2 separate regions of the Homo sapiens genome follow, and region 1 is linked to region 2. Evidence: chromatin loops called from intact Hi-C (ENCODE). Cell type or tissue: CD4-positive, alpha-beta T cell. All regions are shown on one strand. Links, peaks and the distances in the headings refer to the core of each region. The heading gives the core; the rest is flanking DNA. Region 1 has its middle 45 kb from the start of LINC02119. Region 2 has its middle 13 kb from the start of SLC1A3-AS1.

What was found. Peaks named below come from ENCODE experiments on the same cell type or tissue, not always from the same donor. Only the 100,000 strongest peaks of a DNase experiment are listed, where the experiment ranks them.
Region 1: a loop joins it to region 2, with 21 times the contacts of the local background. A loop is called at or near these places in 5 of 110 quality-filtered maps.

What each region holds. Positions count from the first base shown.
Region 1 is chr5:38,186,988-38,199,632 of GRCh38, reverse strand. It overlaps the pseudogene PRDX4P2. Among named protein-coding and RNA genes, the nearest start is that of LINC02119, 45 kb to the right of the region's middle. In CD4-positive, alpha-beta T cell, for the core only: CTCF peaks have their summits at 6,124 and 6,333 (motif pointing right); a DNase peak (open chromatin) is centred at 6,342; H3K27me3 peaks cover 522 bases.
Region 2 is chr5:36,732,246-36,744,890 of GRCh38, reverse strand. No RefSeq gene overlaps it. Among named protein-coding and RNA genes, the nearest start is that of SLC1A3-AS1, 13 kb to the right of the region's middle. RefSeq lists a silencer at 84-173. In CD4-positive, alpha-beta T cell, for the core only: CTCF peaks have their summits at 4,870 and 5,069 (motif pointing left); a DNase peak (open chromatin) is centred at 5,040; H3K27me3 peaks cover 467 bases.

The DNA.
Region 1 (12,645 bases), core at 3,173-11,172, 1.5 Mb before region 2:
GGGTATCTTACACTAAGTTAAATTAGCTAAAAGTGATTCAGAGCAGCACAATGCAAATATAACTCACACCCCACTCAAAATCCAAAGAGGCGTGCCTAGCTTTTTGCCTCTTGGTAGGAGGTGTCGGGTACAGGGATGTGCCTTCACCCAGGAGGAGATATATTGACATGCCCTAGCCCATTGAATTTCCCAAGCAAATTGAAGTAAAAAGACCTTGTATTTGGGGAGGAGGATTATTCCTCTACTCTCTAGGTCCTGAATCTTACCACACCTAATTATGCTTAAAATAACCTATAATAATGCTTGAAGGTCATTTGTCTTCTGCATATCCCTATGCAGGGTTAAATAGGAGTTACAAGTATAATAATTGCAAAAGGAGTAGCTAGCATTTGTTTTGTGATTATCATTTTCATCGTGCATGTATTAACTCATTTAATCATCACGATAGCTCTACGAGATAAACAATATTACTATCCTTATTTTGAAGGGTCACCATCCCTGCACCTTCCTTTTCTTTTTCTTTTCTTTCTTTTTTTTTTTTTTTGAGACGGAGTCTCACTCTGTCGCCCAGGCTGGAGTGCAGCAGTGCCATCTCAGCTCACTGTAAGCTCCGCCTCCTGGGTTTTCGCCATTCTCCTGCCTCAGCCTCCCGAGTAGCTGGGACTACAGGCGCCCGCCACCATGCCCAGCTAATTTTTTTATTTTTAGTAGAGACGGGGTTTCACTGTGTCAGCCAGGATGGTCTCGATCTCCTGCCCTCGTGAAGCGCCTGCCTCGGACTCCCAAAGTGCTGGGATTACAGGCGTGAGCCACCGCGCCTGGCCTGCACCTTCCAATTAGCACTAATCTGCATGGGTACATTCCTCCTTCCCCCACTTCCCAGAAACGTTTGCTTTCTTTCTTTTTTTTTTTTTTTTTAATATTTTGGTAGAGCCCTCCAGCCATTTTCTTTGGGTCCTTCCTGCCATGAAATATCTTTCTTCACAAGTGAGGATTCTTCTAACTGTTAAATATTGATTTTAACTATATGCCTAGGGACTGGTGAAACAACCAGGTATGATGGGGATCTCATGAAGCCATATTTGAAGTGGATTTGGGCAAAACGTCACTAATCTCATGGTCTCCATAAGCCCCTTCTCCAATCTCTAACAATTTGTTAGTTTAGAGTCAATGTCAAAATAATCTTTCCCTGGTACTCAGTTACCATGGTAAGTGGTCTTCAGTTATCTTTGGAAAACTAGGAGGAAGGACCGATTCTTGTCCTTGAGGTATTATGGCAGTCCTACCTTGGTGTTCCAACTTCTTTATGTACTGCCCAGGGCCCTATCTGTCGTCACTTTCTGCCATAGTGGCTTAGCTTCCATCAGACACATGGTCACATAATCTGGAAGTTATGTGTTTATTTAATATCTCATGGGATGAAGTTACTGATAATTTTCAAATTAGGCATCAGGGCCTGAAAGTGAAGTTTCCCATTTAGTTCTTCAGTTTAGTTTATCAAAATACTTTAAAGTAGGAGATTTTTGTTTTACCACCAGGTTTCCAACAGGACAGACTTTTCCATACTGGTCAGTGTACGGGGACACTTGACTCCAATACAGTATTTTATTTACTACTCTGCTAACAGGAGGGTCATCCATTCTAAACTACCTTTGGATTCCTTTTTCATCAATAGTGAAGAAACCTCTAAGACTGTGGCCTGAGTTCTCCAGATACATCACCATAGCACTTTAAGATCTGATGGATAAAATCTGAAAGAAATGAAATTTTCCCCGGGCTCCAGTCCTCTTTGTTTGCGAGGGGTGGGACTTCATACTAAATGGGTAAACTGTGAATCAGCAAGGCATGGATCACTTCAGTGTTTAGTGGTCTAAGTTCTCAATTTTGTCACTAAAATTGATTATTTTAGTTGGACACATACATGTAAAATCAAGGAAAAAATAGACATTTTCCACATTACCCATTTAAATTGAGCACTTTAAGTTCTCCATTGATCACAGCTGCTCCTCCTCAGTAATTTGAATTTTGGTTTTGCTGAAGTGCAGGTAGGGTCAAGTATGAACTGATGCCTCTCAGTGTTTAATCATCTGCCCATGTGAAAGTGGCACTGCTATCCACAGTCCTCAAGCCTCTCATTTCCTCATGGAGGTCAGAGATTGAGAGGGTGGTGGCTGCTTTAGTGTTCTTCTTTCTTGGCCATGAGTTTATACTACACAAATTTTGGCAAATCCACAGCCTCTCACCCTGAGAGTTCTTTTTAGCTATGCAAATCCAGTAGGAACTTGATGAATTACTCATATACCCATGGACCTTCAGGATCGCTTAGCTTCTGCCAAAGATCCTTGATAGCTAAATTATTCGCATTACCGAGTCAACTCTGCTGCCTACCACAGTAAATACACCCCCATTGTCTCTGCTGGATAAGTGCTTCTCCTCTGCCCCCATCACTTCCCAACCAGCTCCCCAACCCCACTGGAAACAGAGAACCTGTTTCAACTGTAGCACCTTCTGCTAGCATACCCAGCCTACCCCAAACAGCCACGAAAGCACTGTTCAAAGATGGCAGGTCTCCTCTCCAGTGTTATTGCCAAAGGCCTTAGCAAAGGCCTTTTTGGGTCCTCTCCAGAAACTCAGAGGGATAGGTCCTGGTCAAACAGGCTACATTCACTCCAGCATTCCCATCTCTCAAGATTTTTTGACTTCTTTTTCTACTTAATGTTAAGAAATTGATCTCATAATATCACTTAGTGGCTTCAATCTATTCACCAAGCCAACAACTGAGATCACTTTCAAATGCTGGAACTAAAGTCACTGGTAGGTGCACCTGTACTGGTAAGTCCGGTCCAGGCTAAAATCATGCCCTTCCCTCTTTGGCCAGGCAACCTGGGAAAACATTCTTTTTTTTTTGAGACAGAGTCTTACTCTGTTGCCCAGGCTGGAGTGCAGTGGCGACGAGATCTCAGTTCACTGCAGCCTCCACCTCTCAGGCTCAAGCGATTCTCGTGCCTCAGCTTCTGAAGTAACTGGGATTGCAGGGGTGCGCCACCACACCTGGGTAGTTTTTATATTTTTAGTAGAGACAAGGTTTCATCATTTTAGCCAGGCTGGTCTTGACTCCCGGCCTGAAGTGATCTGCCTGCCTCGGCCTTCCAAAGTGCTGGGATTACAGGCATGAGCCACTGCACCCGGCCTGAGAACACATTCTTATGTGACTCCCTAGATTGTTGCAGATAAAATGAGAAAAGTACCACAATTTTCTGTTTTGTTTCAGTACATAAGCATTTATCAACATTCATCTTTATAAGTGAACCCCAAGGGCATTGCTAGTCCTGGGACAGAGGAACTTCACCATCTTTTGTTTGTTTTTCTAACCCTGACTATACCTCTGTAAATATTCTCTTCACTGAAGTCTCTCGAGTTAAATACTCTGCGTGTGTCTTCTGATACTGTGTCACTTTCCCAAAACTCAGAATCTTGAGTAGAGTTTTTGACTGGCTGAGCCCGGTTTATTTGCTTACATGCTGGTATCCACCGAGTAAAGAGAAGGACTGTGAGTTTCTGCCTTTCACCAAGACTCACTCATGGAGATTTCTCTGAAACAGAAAAGATGTCCCACAAGGATCGGTAGTTTTTAAAAAGACAAATGTCCATTATACTGGGATTGACAAGTAATTCTACTTGGACAGAAAGGAGGATATACATAGGGGCAGTGGAAGGAAATTGGGCTACAAAAGCAAATGAGAACTTTATTAATTCAGAAGGGCTTAAATGCCAGCCAAAGAAAGATATCTCATGAGATGGGAAATGGGCTGCCACTAACAGTCTTGAGTAGAAAAATGACATGTAATCTGTGCTTAAGCAAGATCCATCAGGTACAAGAGTGACAATAAATCACAGGAAGGAGAGAATGTTACTTTCTCCATTGAATTGTAAGCCTCACAGGGGCAGGGCCTTGTGGACTTGTTTAATGTTTCTCTTCCTGGTGACTAGCCCAGTGCCTGGCAAGTAGTGGATATGCAATCAGTGCTTGTGATGGAGAGCAAAGAGGCAAGGATGAATTAGGAGGCTACTCAAAGTTAGCCCCCGTGAGAAATAATGAAGCCTGAATGAGAGGGTAGAAAAATAACATATATTTAACATTCACCCTATACCAGGCATTTAATCTATATTATCTGATTGATCTCACAATTACTTTTACGAGGTACATATTTGTTTCAATTTTACAGATGAGGCTCGAATAAATTAAGGGAAAAAGTCCACATTCAGATATGCAATAAATAATGGAGCTGGGATTTGAACCCATGTCTGGCTCTGAAACTCCCCCTTGTCCAGGACATCATGCCAGGAGGGAGTCAGGACAGGGGGAGGTCAAGAAGGCACAGAGGTAGGAGAGAATCGCAGCTGGCCAGGTCCATTTGGTGGGACAGAGCATGAGGCAAAGTGGAGGAGTTTGGGGCTTTGAGCTGGAATCCCAAGGAGAATTGTGATGACGTTAAAAGAAATAAAGCATTCAAGGGGACTTTCAGGGATGGGATGCTTGGGTCAGATCTGGACATGCTGCTTGCGGGTCCTGGGGGGACATCTAGATGGAGCTACCCATCAGGCAGTTGGAAACGCCAATCCAGATCCCAGGACAGAGGCAGCAGTAAGGAAGCAGACTTGCAAGTGCCCCATGTTGAGGCGATTATTTGAAGCAGTGAGCATAGATGAGAAAAAGTTAGCCAAGGTCGTGATATAAATGTACCTGGTCCAAGCATGGTATGCAGGATATCTGAATATGCACAGATCCTAAGGTATGTCCTGAAAGTAGGTCCGCTTTACTGAATCTTCTGATCAGCAGTTTTCTTGAGGTTTTCACATTTACTTAAGTAGAGTGTGTTGGCAGGGGGTGAAAAATACACACAAGAGCCCTGATCAATGAAAGTTTTGCTGTGGGTGTGACCTATGTCCTGTAACTTGCTCAAACTTCTCAGAGAGGGAAACTTTAAATATCCAAGTTAAGAACTACGAATGCTGACAATTCTCTGTCTGGGAGCTGAAGATCCAACCTTTAGAGGCCATGACTCCTCAGGTCACGTACCTGTTACAAGGGGCTTGATATGGTTTGGCTCTGTGTCCCCACCCAAATCTCATCTCAAATTGTAATCCAAGGAGGGACCCAGTAGGAGGTGATTGGATCATGGGGGAGGTTTCCTCCACGGTGTTCTTGTGATCATGAGTGAGTTCTCATGAGATTTGTTTAAAAGTAGCACTTCCCTATTTGCTCTCTTGCCCTATCCTGCCACCAGGTAAGACGTGCCTTGCTTCCCCTTCACCTCCAGCCATGATTGTAAATTTCCTCTCTCTGTCTCCCTCTCCTGCCGCCAAGTAAGATGTGACTTGCTTCCCCTTCACCTCCTGCCATGATTGTAAGTTTCCTGAGGCCTTCCCAACCATGTGGAACTCTGAGTCAATTAAACCTCTTTCCTTTATAAATTACCCAATCTCAGGTGTTCTTTATAGCAGTGTGAGAACTAATACTTGGCTTCAGCTGGTTAATCCCCAGGGACAGTTTTCAGGATTAGATTTTCGTGGCAGTGTTTCCTCTCCCTTCTACTCCCCTCCCCATAAAGATTTAGTGGGCAGGACTGACTTGTCTGAAGGGGTCCTCTTGGCTGGGGGCCTTCGAAGAAGCCAGATTGTCCCCTTAAGAGTAGTCACTACTATAAGCCCAAAAATCTTGGGTCCCTGTAATGTGCTATGTGCTATGTCTCCGGCTGACTTGCACTGCAGCCTAGTCAGAGATGGCCACCTTTGTCTTTCTACAGCAAATCAGAAAGGGACACAAAATTTCTATTTGAACATAGATAATTCAAAACAGCTGAACTTTTTTAAATGAAGAATCTTTTTGCATGCAACGTTCGATAGTGGAAGAATACCCTGATTAACTTAGGAAACTATTTTACCCTAACTTAGTTATGAACGACCAAAAATGTGCCTTTACATCTGTTTAGGATGACATTTTGGGCATCTAGTACTACATTACAATCTCCATGAGACAATAAACACATAGACTTGTTATTTGATAGTTGCATAATTGTGGTTTTCTTCTGCTTGTTCTCAGAGGTGGAGAGCTGCCTGTTTGCTTTTTATTCCTCTTTTTTTTTTTTCCAGGAGAAAAAAACAAATGTAAAACACACCAAACCAGAGGGAAAGAAATAGTCAATATGCCGCTGCTGCATGTAAGCTGCAAGTTTATTTGCCTGTTTACTCTCTTTGAAATACCTGTGAAGTGCTTTGCCGGCGGGTTCTCGTCCACATCCTCTGAGTGGCAATGCTCATTCACGACCAGCAGAGGGCAGGCACGACCTCCTAATACACCGGGAAGGCCATTTTGCCAGCACCAGGAATAAAGGCGCCCTTGCCATCTGTAACCTCAACCATCTCTCTCAACCACTGTAGACCTAATTGCCATGATAAAAACAGATCTGTATGAGCTTTGTAGTCACACGGTCTTGGTTAAATCGCAGCTCTGCCACGTATTAGCTGTGTGACCTTCAACAACCTACATAACCTCTCTGAGCGCGTTTCTTCCTCATTTCTAAAGTGGGACTATTAATAATACCTACTTCATAGGCTTCTTGTGAACATTTAATCAGTTAATATATGCAAGGCACTCAGAACAGAGCCTAGCACATGGTAACCTATTATATTTATTGTTATTACTAATAGTATTGCATTAAACTCTTTCATTCTCTCTCTCAGGACTCCAACTAAAGTGTCCAAGGAGAAGGGACACCACTCAAGAGGAAGGAAGAAAAAGGCTTTGGTGAGTCTCAGGCCACCCCAGGAATCTCTGGGTGATGGAGAAGGGAGCTACAGAGATGTCTCTGCTCCAGCAGAAGAACAGAAAGATGGTTCTAACCTGGGGTGAGAGACACCAAATGAGCTAAGCTTTCCTGTTTCATTCTTTCCCTAAAGGCAGTAAGACCTGAGCTTGGGCGGTGGGAAGGTCCGCAGACATCTGGTACAAGAAGGGCTCCAGGCAAGCAAAGAGCTGTTCCTCCCAGCTGCATTCAAGCATGGTGCAATTAGCTGCAGCCTGGGGGATCGTCACGAACCTGGCCACCTGGGCACCTCTCCTCAACATCTGGGTGAAGGACAAAGGGAAGGCACAAGCTCCGAAAAAGAGGCCTTGGAGGTTATTTTACAACAAGAGTGGCAGAGGCCAGGGAAGCATGTGGGTGTTCTAGCTGCTTTTAGCAAAGCCATTCATGTGGTAGCTAGAAGTGATGAGGCCCTGGCCGTGTGGTGGGCAGGCAGGGGCAGGGATCCATGGCAGAAAGAAGAGGGTACACTTTCCTGGAGATGTTTCCAAAACCCCTGGGTAGGGATCTTGAGGTGAGCTCTGGTAAGCGTCTTGAGGACAAGGACCACATCTTATCCAGCCTTGTAGAGTAGCAACTGTTCGGGTCATAGGCTGTGAATAAATATTCCAACTCTATCTCCTTCTGACACATGATAGGATGGCACTTCCCTGCTCACTGGAAGTCGATGTGGCCATGTGACTTTCTGTGGCTAATGAAAGGTAAGCAGAAGCTTTCAGAGCCAATGCAGACTCTACCATATTTTTTTCCTGAGCAGGCAGCTAAGGGCTCCTCCAGGAGCCTGTGTCCCTGTGTGACTCTGATGAGCAGAGTGCCCCCTAGGCTGACTTGTGGCTGACATGCAGCCATTGAAATGTCAGGTTACTGTTTGTTTGTTACAGCAGCAGACCCCAGCCTGTCCTGATTTAGACAGCAGCTCACCTTTGTGTAGCCCTCTGTCACATCCAGCATGGCTTTTTCACACTGCATCACCTCATCTGATCCTCTGGAAAGCATGTGAGGTAGGTCTGTTATCCCAATTTACCAGCTGAAACTGGATCCCTGAAAGCTTAAGTATCCAAGGTTCCAGAACAAAGTGACAGAGCTGGGAATCCAACCCAAGCCCCAGGACGCCAAATCCCATGCTGTTCCTCCCCCACCATCCTCCCTAGTGTGATGACACTCAACAAATGGGTACCGACTGAAATTGAAATGATAATACTGGCCCGCACAGCTGCAATCATCATCATCATAGCACTTTCACGAGGGCAATGCTTTTTCTTGGTGTCATGAACACATAATGTAGGATCGCCAGTTTTATAAAGAGCAAAGGTTAGTAAGAAGTGATGTCTACAGTGTCTTACATGAAAGTTAGACATCAGACATTGCCTAGGGAAGGCTCTTACTGGGACGAATGATCTAACATTTATTGTAGTGTTTTGTTTTTTTTTTTTTTTTTTTAGACAGGGTCTTGCTCTGTCACCAAGGCTGGAATGCAATGGCACAATCTCGGCTCACTGTGACCTGTGCCTCCCAGGTTCAAGCTATTCTCCTGCCTCAGCCTCCTGAGTAGCTGGGATCACAGGTGCATGCCACCACGCCCAGCTAATTTTTGTATTTTTAGTAGAGACAGGGTTTTGCCATGTTGGTCAGGCTGGCCTTGAACTCCTGGCCTCAAGTGATCTGCCTGCCTCAGCCTCCCAAAGTGCTAGGATTACAGGTGTGAGCCACTGCGCCAGGCCTATTGTAGTACTTTGAAAATCAGCTTCTGTAATTAACATTCTCCATGGCTCTGGCACTCTCCTCACACCACTCTGCTCCCCACAAAGTCCCTAACCACAGTTCCCCTGACTCTGAGCTCCTGCATTCTTTCTATCTAAACTCTCCGTCAGTCATAGTTACCTGTTCTAGGGCCTCAATCACTCAGGGCCCATTTTTTTTTTCTCCTGGGAAACCAGCAACCTACTCCAGCTAACTCATGCAAAGGCTGATGGTATGTTATTGCTGCGACTTGTCACACTTGTGTTTTAGCCTGGCTCTCTAGTCCAGCAGTGGGATTTCAGAGCAGCTCACAGGCTGCTAGGGGAGCTATCTCAGCACCGGCCGACTTTTGATTACACCTCAAATCACATCCTGTTGTTGGCAGCCAATTCTACTTAGCCTAAGACCGCTTTCTGCATCCATCCATCCTTCACTGCTGACTTTAAAGGGATCAAAAGAGCCCTGTGTATTTTTCTAATCTCCCTAATCCTCGTAACTATTCCTGTGAGGATGCAGGTATCATCACTACCATTTTTCAGATGAAACGAAGGCCCAGAAAGTTTTAGTGACAGACCCAAGGTCACCCCTGTGAGCCGGTGGCAGAGATGGGAATGGAACTCAGACCGGCTGGTCTCCCAGGCCATCAGTCTCCATTAGACCCTGCTGTCTCGCTGAATTCCCCCTGCAGTTTTAATTGAATATCATGTTCTTCTTCACTTCCTGCCCTAAACAGGGCAACAGCTGCCGCTCACCCTCCTGAGCCGGCTGGCGGTACTTCAGTGGTGGGTGAAGTTATGCTGGGGTGGAAAGCGGGTGAAGCGTTTCAGGATAAAAGGACCCATCAGATTGGAAGATATTCACGACGGTATAAAAGGGATGCCCTGACTTTCAAATGACATCGTGTTGGGGACCAGGCTAAGAGGGAAACTGCTTGGGAGGGTGAGTATGGGAGTTGGAAGGATGGGACACTGTGGAGGAGAAAAAAAGATGCGTGTGTAATTGGATGGAAACTTTCGGCAAAAAAATAAATAAAACCATGGAGCACTGTTATTGGTGAGAGGCCCAATATGCGACATGGCTGAACTGTCCTGGGTTCATGTTCTTTTCTTGAGAACAATGCTTAGGGTTTCAAGGGGATTAAAAGCAAGAGGACTAAGATTCGCTTTGCCCCATTCCATCTGCTGCACAGTTTCTACAGCAGCAGTTCTAAAGCTTTCGGGTGCAGCAGAAGGACCTGGGACACTCGGTAAAAGTATTGGTTTCTAGCCCTCTCCTGAGAGACTGTGGCTCAAGAGAGTTTGTAATTGTCTTGTAGGGCACACTTAGGGGAAGGCAATCAACGGTCATCCAGCTTCAAGAACTTGTGCCCCTGCCTCTCATATACATTTTGGAAAGGTCTTTTCCTTTGGGAATCAGAGGAGGAGGTCTGCAGGGGAGTGGCTTGTGTCTACAGCTGCTAAAAACAAACAAACAAAAAAAACCAATAACTCTACTCCGCAAATGTGAGGTTTGGGTAAGCATAGAGCAGCCTGCTGTCTTTGTCGTGGTCACCACCATCAAAGCATTTGCAGGAGCCTGTCTGCAGGTGGAGTGAGGCTCCTAATTACACTTCAGGGCACAAGAACCTGTGAGGAGAGGGGAATCTTGCCCTTGGAAATATGAGCGGTTTGGTCCAGGCCAGGAGGAAATTGAAAAACTTTCCAACCAAAACGTTTACTTCCCGAAGAGATAAAAAGAAGCTCAGGGTCATAAATCCGGGCCAACACCCAGGCCCCGGAGGTCAGACGGGAGGCCCAGAGGCGGATCAAGGCAAGGAATGCAAGGCGAGAGTCCCCGGCCAGTAGGGAGCCCCAAACACACAGATCCAGGGGCTCAACAGGCACCCAGCGGACAACCCTCAGAGGCCCAGGGCTCCGGGGGCTCAGGCCACTTGTCTGTGGCTAGGCAGCAGGGCCTTGGAGAAGCCTCCAGCCCAGACCCCCCTGTGCTAGCTGTCTGCCCTCTCTATGTGTTGCAGAGTTACATATTTTCTGGAACCCTCCTTAGACATGTTCACGGAAAAAAAAGCAAATAATCAGGGAAGATGGTATAAAGAACTGGCAGTCTCTGTTTTCTCAGCCAAGAACCTGAGCAGAACCAGGCCAGCTGACCAGGTGCCCAGCTTCAATTCCCAGAGGGGGGCTGTCTGCCCAGCTGTGCCCCGTGCCTGGCAAATGGGTGCCTAAGGAGGCAGCCATCGTTATTCTCAGGAACCTATGAAGGGCTCAGGATATCATGAATTATGACTGCCACAGCGAGGACTGAATGATGACTCAGGACACCTTTTGCTGTTAAGTTCCATTTGCGGGCGCTTCTCATTTTCAACAAGCAGAAATTCCTCCTCTGGGGACTGTTTCCCATGCTCCCACTCATCTCAAAGTCTCAGTTACCCCAAAGTTATGAAAATATGCAGAAAGGTGTCAGAGCCAGGGAAATGTGGTCAGAGTAGAACACAGGCTGGTGGGGAGGAGGGCATTTCCAAGGGCAAAATGTGGGCCCACTGGTATTAAAACTTCTCTATTTCCTACATTTTACTTTCTACAGCTAAAGTGTGAAGCAAATCATTGTCCTGTGACCTGAGGGGAGGGTGGAGAAGCTTTAAATGATTTAAACTTGAAACTTGTTCCCCTCCAAACAAAAATGGCATTGTAATGTTAGATAAGTTCTTTACCCTTTCTAGGTCTCAAATTTTTCTCCCCATAATGTAGCTTCCATTTCATCTGGTAAGCAAATCCTGAATTTTAACTGCCTCAGAAGGACCTTGAGCTCTGTGCTTGAAAGGCAGCAAAAGCCGAGTGCAATATTAATGTATAATTATTTACAATACAACCACAAACTCAATTTAAAAGCCAGTTGAAGTGTAAGGAGCAAACCACAAAGATACAGGTAAACATTTAAAGTGGAGACATCACGGTTCAACAAAGAATTGATTCTCTTCTAGAGCAATCATCTCTAAAGCCCATCTCACATTTCTGAAATGCTGTTACAAATAAAACAGAAATCAGGACAAGAGGAGGTGACAAGAGGCAGGAAAAATGCCAATGATCTGGATTTGGCCAACTTCCTGATGGTGGGCATGTCATCCCGTCACTCTGGCCCTTGCTTTCATCGTGTTTTTTGTCTAAATTGCAGCCAGAAAACACATAAGCTTACCCTCTTAACCATTTTCTAGTGTACAGTATTGTTAACTATATGCCATGCACATTGTTGTATAACAAACAGAGCTCTAGAAAGTTCATTCGGCATGACTGAAACCCTATACCCATTGAATAGCTCCTGGTTCCCTGTGTCCCCAGCCTCTGGCAACCACCATTTGACTTTCTGTTTCTATGAGTTTGATTACTTTAGACACTTTACAGAAGTGGAATCAGGCAATATTTGTCTTTTTTTGTGATTGGCTTATTTCATTTAACCTAATGTCTTTAAGGTATGAACCTTGTTGTAGCATGTACTAGGACTTCCTTCTTTTTAAAAGCTGAATGATATTCCATTTTGTGTATATGCCACATTTTCTTTATCTATTCATTCTACCGATGGCTTTTAGGTTGCTTCCACATCTTGGCAATTATGAAGAATGCTACAATGAATATGGGTGTGCAAATGTCTCTTCGAGATCCTGTTTTCAGTTCTTTTGTAAAAATTCTCAGAAGTGGGATTGCTGAATCATATGGCAATTCTATTTTTAATTTTTCAAGTAATCTCTATACTGTTTTCCATCATGCTGCACCATTTTACAATCCCACCAACAGTGTTTTGTCTTCAGGATTGCACTGCTGAAGCCTGTTTCTTCTCCTGTTACAATTGGAACAAGGGTTCCAATTACTCTACATCCTCATCAACATTTGTTTTCCTGTTTTTTTTTATGGTGGCCATCCTAATGGGGGTGAGGTAATATCTCACTCTGGTTTTGCTTTGCATTTTCCTAATGATTAGTGATGTTGAGCATCTGTGAATATGCTGTTGGTCATTTGTTTATTTTCTTTAGATAAATGTCTGCTGA
Region 2 (12,645 bases), core at 1,870-9,869:
GTGCGCGCGGACACCTGCGAGCCGGGCACCCTCGCGCCCCTGCAGCGCGGCTGGAACTGGGACGCCGGGCTGGGGGCCGTGCCCAGGGGCCAGCTGCCGGGACGAAATAAAGCCTTGTTGGCTCCCCCTGAGGGACATGCCTGGCACAGCAGGCAGAGCGCACTTTTCAGTTTTCCTGTTTTCTCTAGAGTTCCTGGGAGCTCCCGGGAAGCAGCGGGGCGCGGGAGGAAGATTGTTTTATCTTCGGATGGGCGGGATGAGAATGGGCGCCAGGGATTCAGAACCAATCAGGGACAAACTTGAGACGGCGCAGCAGGGTGGAAAGTCCACGGTTGGACTTGATCCGGTTCCATATCCTACCTCTGCCTCTGATCAAGTGTGTGACTTTGGGCAAGTTGTTCCCAAGTTGCCCAAAGTCGTTCCACTTTTCTGAGCACCGTAGTCTCACACCTACCTCAAAAGATAGGGAAGAGGTCATACACCTATGTGGCATTGGCTACGTTACCGGGACCCTTCTAAACATATGATCCTCGCAGCAACTTTATAAAGAAGTACTTTTTAAATTGCCATTTCACTGGATCTGTTCTGGGTGATAGTTAGTCGTCATCAGAAATGTGATACTGTGGACGGAAGCATAAGGTTGTCCTCCCCTAGTAACAGTGATCTGTATCTCAGGAGGCTCCCTGTGGTGGGGAGTCTGGTGTCCAGAGCAGGGCTTGTGGGAGAGGGAGATGGAAGGGCTGAGTCCTAGAGATGTTAATGAATGTGCCCACGGTCACACAAGCTGATGAGTGGTAGGGCCAGGATTGGAAACAAAGTGGTCTAGTTCCAAAGTCCATGCTGTAAGCACAGCACTAAACTGCACGTTAAATGATAATGTGTATGTAAAGCACCTGAAGAATAGCAGGGAGGTTGGTGGTTTTTATTGTTTCCATTATTACAGACACATAAACATCAAACTAATCCGAACTAGCAAGGAAAGTGGCAGAGCTGTGAGGGTCCAGGTGATTAAGGAAAATCCATCAAAGGCAGCTGGACAGGAAATGAGAAATAGGAATGTGGATCTCAGCTCTAACTCCATCAATGTAGTCATGCCACCATGCAAGGTGTATCCGCAGCCTAGACGTGGTTAAAGATCCTAGAAAATCAATTAGGCCAAGCCACAGGGTGAGGATGGCTCAGCAAGAAGGGTATGAGTCTATGAGTCTACACCAGTCTCCTGTTACCAACCTGTTCTCTATCAGCTACTTAGTCCAAAAATTCTGAACTGTTAGTTTTTCTACTATTTCAAAAAATACATTTGTCTGCAGTGCTATTTGGGCTTCTTAAGAGTAAAATTCTTGGAATCAACTCAAAAACTGCAATCTAAAAACCACGGTGTGCACTAGAAACTGCCATTTATGCACACTTATGGGCTGGCACAGACACCTAAAATAATATATGGGAAGTGCTTCAGAATGAAAGCTCTGGGTAATGATATTTTAAAAGGATACCATACATGTTTTGATTGGAATGATAATCTTCCTGGGAGAATTTTGTCATGAATGTGTGACTTTTGCTCACAGTTTCATGTCCTTCTTGGTAAAGCTATTTTCAGAATAGCACAGGGACAGGGTAGAAAAGGATCAGCCCAGGAAACAGGTGAGAGTGGTACAGTTTCTGCCTATGAAGAATTGCCATGGAGGTGGAAGGCAGGTTTTTGGGTTCTACAGAGAGCTGCCTACTGATTTTTCACCAGGGCAATGCCCATTCATCAGGATAATCCAGGGCTAGCTGTGAATTTTTGCACATGGAATTAGCTTCCTATTGCTGCTGTAACAGATGACCACAAATCTGGTGGCTTAAAACAACCAAATTTATCATCTTACACTTCAGTATGGTAGAAATCTGACAAAAATATGTCTCGCTGGGTGGTAATGAATGTGTCAGGCTGCAGGACTGTGCCCCTTTCTGCAGGATCCAGGGGCAAATCCATTTCCTTTCTTCTCCAGCTTCCAGAGGCTTCCAGATTCTTCGGCTTATGGGCCCTTCCTCCATCTTTGAAGTCAGCAAGGCAGAGGCAGGCATTGCATCACTCCTGAGTCTCTCTTATGCTTCCCTCATCTTCTTTTAAGGACCCTTATGATTATGTTGGGCCCTCCCAGAGACTGCAGTATAACCTCCCTATTTTAAGGTCCTCTGATTAGCAAACTTAATTCCATCTGCAACCTAAATCCCCCTTTGCAATGTAATGTAATAGATTCACAGGCTCTGAGAATCAGGATGTGGACATCTTTGGGGGCCATTGTTCTGCCTGCCACACACCCCAAATGCTCTGGTAACAGGGATAGCCTTAATTCACAAACATATGCTCAGCACTTATTCTCTGAAAGGCACTTACTCTGTGAAAGGTACTATTAGAAGGGGCTTCTGGGTCATGCAGACCTGTGTGTGAATCCTAGCTCTGTCATTTACTAGTTATGTCATTTTAGGAGAGTTATTTAGCCTTTCCAACCTACAATCTCCTCATCTGTATAATGGAGATAATAATAGTACCTACCTTATTGAATTGTTGTTTGCATTAAATGAAATAATGCTGGAAAACACTTAACACAGTGCCTGGCATGTGATCAATATTCAATGAGTGTTTTGGTTATTATTAAGTATCACGGGTTTTGCATTGTGTCTGCCCTTGAGGAGCCTGGGGAGGAAGGCGTACTCACACACGTAGTTGCGGGGTAAGATGACACACAGAAATAGATATGAAAAAAATATAAGAAAAATATCACACTGAAGTGCTAAATGGGTAAGTGCTGTTGAGAGAAGTAGGAAAAGATATTTTTAACAATCAAGAAAGGTCAGGAATGGAGGAGGCACTATTGATGGGATGGGAACTAGAAGACAGGTTGAATTTAGAAAGGCAGAGGAGAAAATGTTGGGCACATGAGCATCTACGTGGCATATTACAAGGAGGCCGTAAATAAGAAGATTGACTTATTCTTTTGTGGAATGGAAGGTTTGTGTAGGGGTTTTGTTCATTCGTTTCCACTTTTCCCCAGAATGTTTAGGGGAAGAGTAGGCTGTCAGACTAGAAGGGACCAGACTGATAGAGGCCTAGAATACTAGGTTGTATTGTTAAAAGTTTTTCCAGTAATAATGGGGAGACATGGAAGGTTTTAGAGCAGAGGTAGTTTTAATAGCAGTGTTTAGAAAGATTACTCCAGGAGTAGTAGATGTAGATGAATTGGTGGTGAAAGAGCCTGGAGGCATGAGGCCTGTTAGGAGATATTTTCAGTGGTCTGGATAATAATGACCAGAGGAGATGTAGTAACCATCAGCCTGGGGAAAGGAGATGGATCAAGAGACACAAGAAAGCAAGAGCAAAGGGCCTTGGTGATATTTTAGATTTGCAGGGAGAGGGAAGGAATGAAAAATTCCTGGAAGGTTAGTGATGACAATAATAGAAATCAGAAATGAGTTCTATTTGCATTTTCCTGTATTTGTTTAAAATGTTGGCAGGACATACCGGTGGCGCGTGTCCAGTAGCCCATTGGAAACGTGGAACTGGAATACAAGGGAGCGGTCATAGTTGAATAATTAGGTTTGAAAGTCATCAGTGGAGAGGTGGCAGCTGTGACCCTTCATCTCTGCCCTGAAGCCTTCCATATGGTCAAACTCGTGTGAGTGCCTGCACTGGTGGCTTTCCAGCAGCGTCCCTCCTTTTTCATCCCATGTTTCCTGTCCCACTCCTTCTTATGGGCTGACTTGTGTCCCAAGTTGAAATTCTATCTCTCAGTATCTCAGAATATGACTGTATTTGGAGATGGGGCCTTTAAAGAGGTGTTAATAATTAAGGTTAAATAATTAAGCCCTAATCCAATATCACTGGTGTCCTTATAAGAAGAAGAAATTAGGACGAAGACACACACAGAGGAAAGGCCATATGAAGACACAGGGAGAACCTGGCCACCTGCAAGCCAAGGAGAGGGGCCTCAGAAGAGACCAACCCCATCTCAGGCTTCTAGCCTCTAGAATTGTGAGAGAGTAAGTTTCTGTTGTTTACACCGCCCAGTCTATGGTATTTGTTAGGCAGCCCTAGCGAGCTAACACACTTCTCCAGGGACCTGTGCCCTTGGATCACCACCCCGTTTGAGCTGAGGGCACTCCCTGCTGCCAGCTTATTCCATTGCTTACATTTTACCAGGTCTGTCTCCCAGCCCCTCATTATCTGGATCTGTTCTGGGTGGTAGTTAGTCGTCATCAGAAATGTGATACTGTGGACGGAAGCATAAGTTTATCCTCCCCCAGTAACAGTGCTCTGTATCTCAGGAGGCTCCCTGTGGTAGGGACTCTGGTGTCCAGAGCAGGGCTTGTGCGACAGGGAGGTGGTCAAAGATGCCTTTCTGAGCACCCGGCTCACAGCTGTTCGAGGACTGTTCTGCCACCTGTTCTTAAGACTGTCTCTGGCAGTGGATTCCTCCATGTGCCTCCCTCTGAAAGCATGCTCAGAACAGAAAGAAATGTGTTCCTCCTCATTAGCAACACAGAAAAAAAAATGAGATTTTATTGCACTTATAATTCATGCTTCTCTCTCTCTCTTTGCATTTAGTAATGATTCTGAATTTCAGTTGGGTCCTGTTTTTCAGGACATAAAATAAAGTGCCATGAAGACCAAGTCAGTGCTCAAAGTAGCCCTCACAAGAAACAAATAGAATGATGTGTTCTCACCACCACCCACAAAGAGCTTATCTATGAAAGGGTGGAATAGCTAGTGCTTGGAAATCCCCCATTAGCTCAACCGGTCAGATTCCAAGTCTTATCTTTTATAGACTTCTGTGACAGTGAGATATTCAGACAGGGTCCGTGAACTTGGTGACTTCTGTGTTCCTTAGGGCTGGCCTTTATGATGGATTGAGGCAGTTATTATCAGGAAGATGCTGATGAACTGTTCTCCATCTTCACAGGAGACAGAATGAGAGCAAGGGGGTGGAAGATGTGGCAAAAAGTCTTGTTAGAGCCTACTGGTAGGGGCCATTTTAGGATCTGACTAGGTTGTTCTCTAGCTCCCTCCTCTGGGAGCCTGCGGTACTACCCAGCGTTCCATTGTCAGTCCATTTACTATGCAGATTATTTTTTTACGTGCCTGTTCCTTCCAATAGACTGGGAACTCCCAAAGGAAGTTCTCTATTTTTGTCTCTATCTTGTCTCTATCTTAGTCTTTCTGCCTCAGCATCTAGCTCGCATCAGGTGAGTCCGCAGTGGATGGGGAATGAATTCATCTATGGGATAACTCACTGTCCCTTGAAAACTTTCTAGTATCCTGGAGATTGTGTGTATCAGAGAGAGAGAGAGAGAGGCTCATGAATAAACGACTCTTGGAAATGACTCTCTGATGGTTCTGTGCAAGATTTTCTTATTCTGGATATCGAAGAACTCTGTAAATACTGTAGTTGAATATCTATCATACGTCGATGATTTTGACATAATTATTGGCTGATTGACTAACAAAGGACTCGGAAACACAGGTAGTCACCAGAGGGAGAAGTGTGGCATCTTCTCTAGAGATTTTTAGGGCAAGAGTTATATTTCTGAGATGGGATGTGGACAAAATGCTAAATGCAAATTTTCCCTAGGACTTAAAGGGTGATTGGAACCATGCATGTAGGCTGAATGGATGAACGGACGGTAGAGCTGCCATTTATTGACTTCTGCTACGTCTCAGGGGCTTTGTACATGCTCATTTAATTCTCACATACGTACTTCTCGAGATGAATATTGTTTTACACCATTTTACAGATGGGGAAACTGAGGTGTAGAGAGGTTTATTTATTCTTTTAGTCAACCATATTCATTAAGTTTGTGCTATATGCTAGCCCAGCCTATATGCTAGGCTCTGGGGATACAAAAGTGGCAAGACACATGTAGTCTTTGGCCACGTGGAGCTTACAATCTAGCAGGAAAGAGAAACATAAAAGAGGTAAGAGCGATAGTTTAATAGGGTGCTGTTAAAAGTTGTCCTCTTCCCATTAGGAGCACACAGTATAGTGATACACTGAGCAGCAGACAGGCTATTACAATGCGCTTGTTTATAAGTGCACATCACAGCTACATTGCAATGTAGCTTTACAATGTAGGGTTATAAATGTTCCCTAAGAGTAAGTATTTGGTGCTATAAGAGCACAGAGGAGACAGGCAGGGAGGCTCCTTGGAGGAAGTGACATTCACTGAGACCTGAAAGGTGAGTAGGTTGGATCAGTTTAAAAAAAAAAAAAAAGGGGCAGGAAGTGTTCCAGGCAGAAGGAACAGAATGAGCAAGGTCCAGAGGTGAGAACTAGAATGGTCCCTGGAATATAGATATGGGACGAGAAATGAGGCTGAAGAGGTAAGCAGGTGCCTGAACCTATGGATTATAAAAAGCTTAGTTCAGAGGATGTTTAGACTGGGTGCAGTGACTCATGCCTGTAATCACAGCACTTTGGGAGGCTGAGGCACAAGGATCACTTGAGCCCAGGAGTTTGAGACTAGCCTGGACAACATGGTGAAACGCCATCTCTCCAAAAAAAAAAAAAAAGAAAGAAAGAAAGAAAAAATTAGCTGGGTGCGGTGGCACATGCCTGTGGTCCCAGCTACTTGGGAGGATGAAGTTGGCAGGATGGCTTGAACCCAGGGGATTGAGGCTGCAGTGAGCTGTGTTTGTGTGACTGTACTCCAGCCTGGGTGACAGAGTGAGACCCTGTCTCAAAAAAATAAATAAGATAAAATAAAATAAAATAAAAAGCGTAGACTTGATCTCAAGGCAACCAGGAAGAGGATGAAGGTAGTGGTGAACAAAGTAGAAGGAGGTTAAATGACTTTTGCAAGGTCTCATAGCCAGAAAGTGGCACACCTGGCATTTGATCCGAGGTTCAGTCTAACACTAAAGCTCATCCCATGGCCACTGGCCTATGCTACCAGGAACCATCCTAAGATGTGGAGAAGGAGAGGTGGAGGCTTACTGGCCTACTCACTTTTTCTGCCAATTCCTCCTGGACTTACTGTTTTCTATTGCCCTGGGCCTCCAGCAGCACTAGAAGAGAGCGTGTCCGCAGCCTCTTCTTCCTGGGTGGGAGATGCTGATGCCAAAGAGCAGTTTGTGACAGCACTCCTGCCTCCCGGCCACTCCCGCACCCTTTACCTGGGACTGACATTTCTGTTCACTGTAGATCTGTGCCAAGAAACTGCCTGGCTGCCTCCAAGTGGTGGGGGAGCTGCTGGCTCCACCTGGATCTGGGGGCCTTCTATCGCCTTCCGGGAACAGGAAGCAGGTTCCCATCTGGTAAGAGGAACAGGTGTTGGGTAGGGAAGAGAAGAGGCTCGCGTTCTCTTCCCTGCCATTTGTGTTCTTGCCGGGTGGATTCGAGGTGCATATGCTTGTGTTTTGTTTTGCATTGTTTTCCCGTATACCTCCTCAGCGCAGGGCTGCCATCGTGCCAATGTTTAACTCAATCTATATGCCGTTATTTCATAGTTTGGAACCCCAAAATGTTAAAACTCTTTCATAGTAAACAAAACATTTTCAATAATTGCTCAAGAGAATTTGGAAAAATAAGCTTGTTCGTTCCATCTTTCTATTTTCAGTAGGATGGTTGTCTTTGTTCATATTTTTCTTTTCATATAATATAGTGGCTAAGGGTGCAGTCTCTCCCAGACTTCTGGAGTTCATATGCTGACTGTAGCACTTTCTAGCTGGGTGACACTGGGCATATTACTTAACATTTCTGTGCCTCTGTCTCCTTAATTGTGAGAAAGAGATGATAACAGTATCTATTTAATAATCATAGGATAAGTATAAGGATTAAATGAGTTGATAGAGGTAATGCCTGTAGAATGACGGCTGGCACTTAGTAGGTGCTTCATAAGTGGCAGGCTACTGCTAGTATTCATGATTTAGCATGGGTAATTTTTAATTTTTATTTTTTGAATTCTAGCTGTCAGTCCAAGTGGACTTTTAGAAAATGTTTTGAAGTGAGCAGCGGTGCTGCCCTTCAGCCTCAGCACTCCGTCCATGTGAAGTCCATCTCCATACAAGGAGATGAGTATGGTGGAGAGGGCTCCCCTGAGGATCAACGGAGGAAGATCCAATTCTGCTTTGTTCAAGTTTTTGGGGGTGTTCAGAAATATTTGCAAAGGACAGAATAATATCCTGTATGTTAGCATGTGTTATATCAATCATCTCCAACAACCTTTTGGGGCAGCGTAGTAGCCCACAGCCGCCTCATAAATTATTTTTTTAAATGCAGATAATGTATATCACATGAGCAAAAGTTCCAATTTTTGCCAAGTCACAGGTTAGTGTACCTTTGGTGAGTGCTTCTACTGCTATGTGGCTGGCTTTCTTCTGCAACCAAGTGAACGCCTATTGTTTTGAAGTAAGTTTTCTTTTCATGGTCAGTTCATTCTATAGCTCTGAACATGTAGGTGACTTTTATTTTCTTCTGAAACAGCTTTAACCAGAAGGTGCATGCACCAGTGTAAGGAGAAGGCTGCTTTTTGATTCTCCTAGACAGAGGCTGTGATAGCAAGGTCTGGACAGTCTGCGCTGCCTGGGAATGTGCAGGTGACTATGGAGACAGCGTGGAGGGACAAGAATGGGCATATGGTCCTCATTGGCACAGCATAACAAAGTAATTAAAAATGTCTTAAAATGCAGAAACCCCCCAAACTGTAAAGTATATCATGGTAGATGTCAAATTAGCATTTTCTGTCTCTTTTTAACAATGCCATAATCTCATTAATCTACAGAAGGAACTAAATGCATGGACTCCAACCAGTTGGCTGGACATATGTTGCACATTGGACTGGCCATTTGGCTGGATCAGATTAAAGTGGAGAAATTGCATATTTTTTGGGCACTGAACATAAATCTGGGCCTGCTTATTACTTTTTGAGCTTCCTTTTTGGAGTGATAGATCTGTAAGTGCCAAAAATTCAGCACCAACTTGAGTTAAAAAAAAAAAAAAAGCTTATAAAGAAGCTCCATGGAGAAAAGGGACAAAGGATTGGAGATGGAGACCACATGTAAGGCTGGCTTCAGACCGCTGAGCTATATTTACTAGCAGCATTCACAAGGTCACATGTTTGAATTGTCAAATCTGCAGGATTGGCTCACTTACGGGCAAGGTGGATCCATTGATTAAATATTTTATTTTGAATGATATCATATACTATTAAACCTTTTAGCACAGTGCTATCTCTTAAAATTCTTTTCTTTGCAAATGTAAAAATTAAAAATCTTTCCAATTTTTTGAAAGCAAAATGAAGGTATATTGTTTGAATGAATGCACACACTAATGTTTCCTGATTATTTGGTATGTGCTTAGAGCATTGTCCTAAACATTGGAGGAAAGCGAATTTGAATGTGACCCTGTAAGGTGCTTGTGGTTAGGGCAAGTTCACTACCAGCTCTAATACTGGCTAGAGGATGACATCTTTAGAAATGTGCAGAGTGCAAAGGGGGTTCAGAGAGGACCAGGTCATCTTTGTGTGTGTGTTTGGTGAGAGGAATGGGTGAAGTGAGGTGAGGAAAACCTTCATGAAGAAGGTAGCATTTGAAAAGATGAGGGTAGAATACTCACAGGCAGAGATGGAAACAGGAGGGTGATTTGACATCTCTGGACTCAAGGGGGAAAGATAGGAAGTCACAGGGAGACATGTGAAGGAGACACTGGAGGATGAGTTTGCAAAGGCGGAGGTTGGGTACCATTTGGTGGACAGGAGTCAATGGCAGATCAAGGAGTATGAAGGGCTGTAGGAGCTACTGAAGGCTTCTAAGCAGAGGAATGACAAAAACCGGACCTGTGCTTTCAGGCAGATGATAAGGCATGGTGTAATGTATGAAATGGGCTGGCGAGAACATCAGTTAGGAGACGATGATGGTAGACCTGGCAAGAGAGGATGAAGTCCTCATCTAAGGACAGGCTGTGAAAAACAGGGGTTGTACAGCCAGAGGGACTTTGGAAACAGAAGCCACAGGACCTGGTCACTGAGGATCAGGATCAGAGGAGCTAAAAAATGATAATTGTAAATAATAATAATCATTACGCATTTGTAGACAGGCCAGTTACCATAAAGTTATCTGATTGATAGAATGCTCAATAAACAAATTTTGCTCTATCAAAGATGCCTTTTTAAAGGCAAAGTCTTTTAGTCCTTTGAACTAAGGTAAACTATGTCAGGAGCAGAATGGGTATGGGCGAGATGGGGACCAGGGCTAATGTTCTGTTTTAAGTTGTCCAACACTGCACCCCAGAGGTTAGTCACTCCTGTTAGCTCGTTAGATGTGGAAACCTGACATGAGGACCAGAAGCTGGAACTATCTCTCGGACTTAATAACGCTGCACCCATTTTTCCATGACAAGCCTTAATGTGCTCACAAGGTCTTAGCACCAATTTACATCATCAGTTTTCCAAGAACTTCTGCCAAGGTGGTAGATGGGATGAAGAAATGTGTTTGTAAGAATTCTAAGTACTGCAGTTCCAATAGCCCAGCAATATCTCTATATAGAATTGAAAAATTAAAGGATGCTGCTGGTGGGTGTGTGCTCAAGGTGGTGGAGGAAGGGGGGCTTCCCGGTAGATAGGGTGCTCTTTTGATCTATGCCCTAAATCCAGGGTTCAAGTACCAGCAAGTCTGTCTTAGGGAAGATAGCCATTTGATTTCATCAATTCTTCTTTTCGTGGCAGTAGCATTTTCTAAATGGAAATGAGACCTCAGAGACTCTTGGCCTAGAAATGATGAATTAGAAATCTTTCTATGAAGACTTCTCTGCATTTAACTAAATAGCAATCTTTGGGGATTTAGCAGTATTTGGAGTAATAAACCCATTGCACAGAACAGTTAAATATTAATATGTGGACCTTAGCTTACATTTGTTATAATCATAATGAGATTCTAGTGATATAAGAAAACATTCAGAAATAATTAATTTGGAAGTAATATTTGCTAGCATTTTCTTTTCTTGACATTGTGACTCTGAGGCAGGCAAATATGAATTAAAATGTGTTTCCTGAGTTCAAGTGAAGGTATTAAATTAACACAAACCTTTTGGTTCTTTCTATTGGGGGAGAGACTGCTGAGGAGAAAGAGCCCTTTTTTTTTTGAGACAGAGTCTCGTTGTCTTGCCCAGGCTGGAGTGCAGTGGCATGAACACGACTCACTACAGCCTCCAACTCCTGGGCTCAAGTGATCCTCCCAACCCAGCCTTCCAAATAGCTGGGACTACATGCATGTGCCACCACACCAGGCTAATTTAAAAATGGTTTTTGTAGAGATGAGGTCTCAGTATGTTGCCCAGGCTGGTCTTGAACTCCTGGCCTCAAGCCACCCTCCCATCTTGGCTTCCCAAAGCACTGGGATTACAGGCATGAACCACCGCGCCCAGCCTGAAACAACTTTTAAATTGTGCTCTATATAGAAGAAGTTACGTTGTTAGCAGAGTATGCTTCTGGTGCCCTGTCACTGCCTGCCTTGTTCATCCAGGTGTGGCTACCTGCTGGGTCCTTGACTCATGACTAATGACTATGTTGGAAGTACTCAACAAAGCAGTGAGATTTGTTCCCAGTCCTGTTGAGTCTTTTAGAGATTTCCCCAGGAACTCCCTGATTCTTTGGGGACAAAAACAGCGTATGGAGAGTAGAGGAATTACAACACATTATACATACCTTGGAACTTAACTTCACACTACCCGGTTCACACAGATCTGACCACTTCCTTGCAGGGAGAAATCTCCATTAATTATAGGGTAGTGAAGGGGTGTGTGTGTGTGTGTGTGTGTGTGTGTGTGTGTGTGTGGTGTGTAACTAGTATATTTTCATGAAAAGTGATACAATTCCATTTCATGTTTTTTGGGTTTAATTGATTACAATAAACAATGGAGAGGCCTGGTGCAGTGGCTCATGCCTGTAATCCCAGCACTTTGGGAGGCCGAGGTGGGAGGATCACCTGAGGTCAGGAGTTTGAGATCAGCATGGCCAAAATGGCAAAACCCCGTCTCTACTAAAAATACAAAAAAATTAGCCAGACATGGTGGTGTGCACCTGTAATCCCAGCTACTCGGGAAGCTGAGGCAGGAGAATCACTTGAATCCAGGAGGTGGAGGTTGCAGTGAGCTGAGATCGAGCCACTGCACTCCAGCCAGTGACAGTGTGAGACTCTGTTTTAAAAATAAACAAACAATGGAAATGTATCTTTTTTGATGCTGTGTTGAAGCTGTGGCTGTCTTCTTTAAAGGTCCTGCCTCTTTCCTGTAACAGGAGTATCATTTATTTAGTGACAGCTTGGAAAACTTTAATACCTGTGGGATATATATATATATTTTTAAAGAACTGCCTTCATACATTCCCTCCCTATTAAAAGAAGAGAAACTTATGAACTCCTTTTGTAGATGAAGAAGTCTAATTAACTGAGGCATTATATTAGCTCATGACCATGGGGTCATGGTGACATAAGTGGCAGAAAGAACCCAGCCTGGGTGCTCTAGAGTGAGATTCAGATCTGGGTGCTGGCTTTGTGCCTTTCCTGCTGGAGTCACCTTTGGGCAGGTCTTCCAGGCCCCTGAGCCTCAGTTGGCTTGTATGTAAAATAGAGATACAATAGATAAGAAAGGCATGTAGAGACTTAGAACAGTG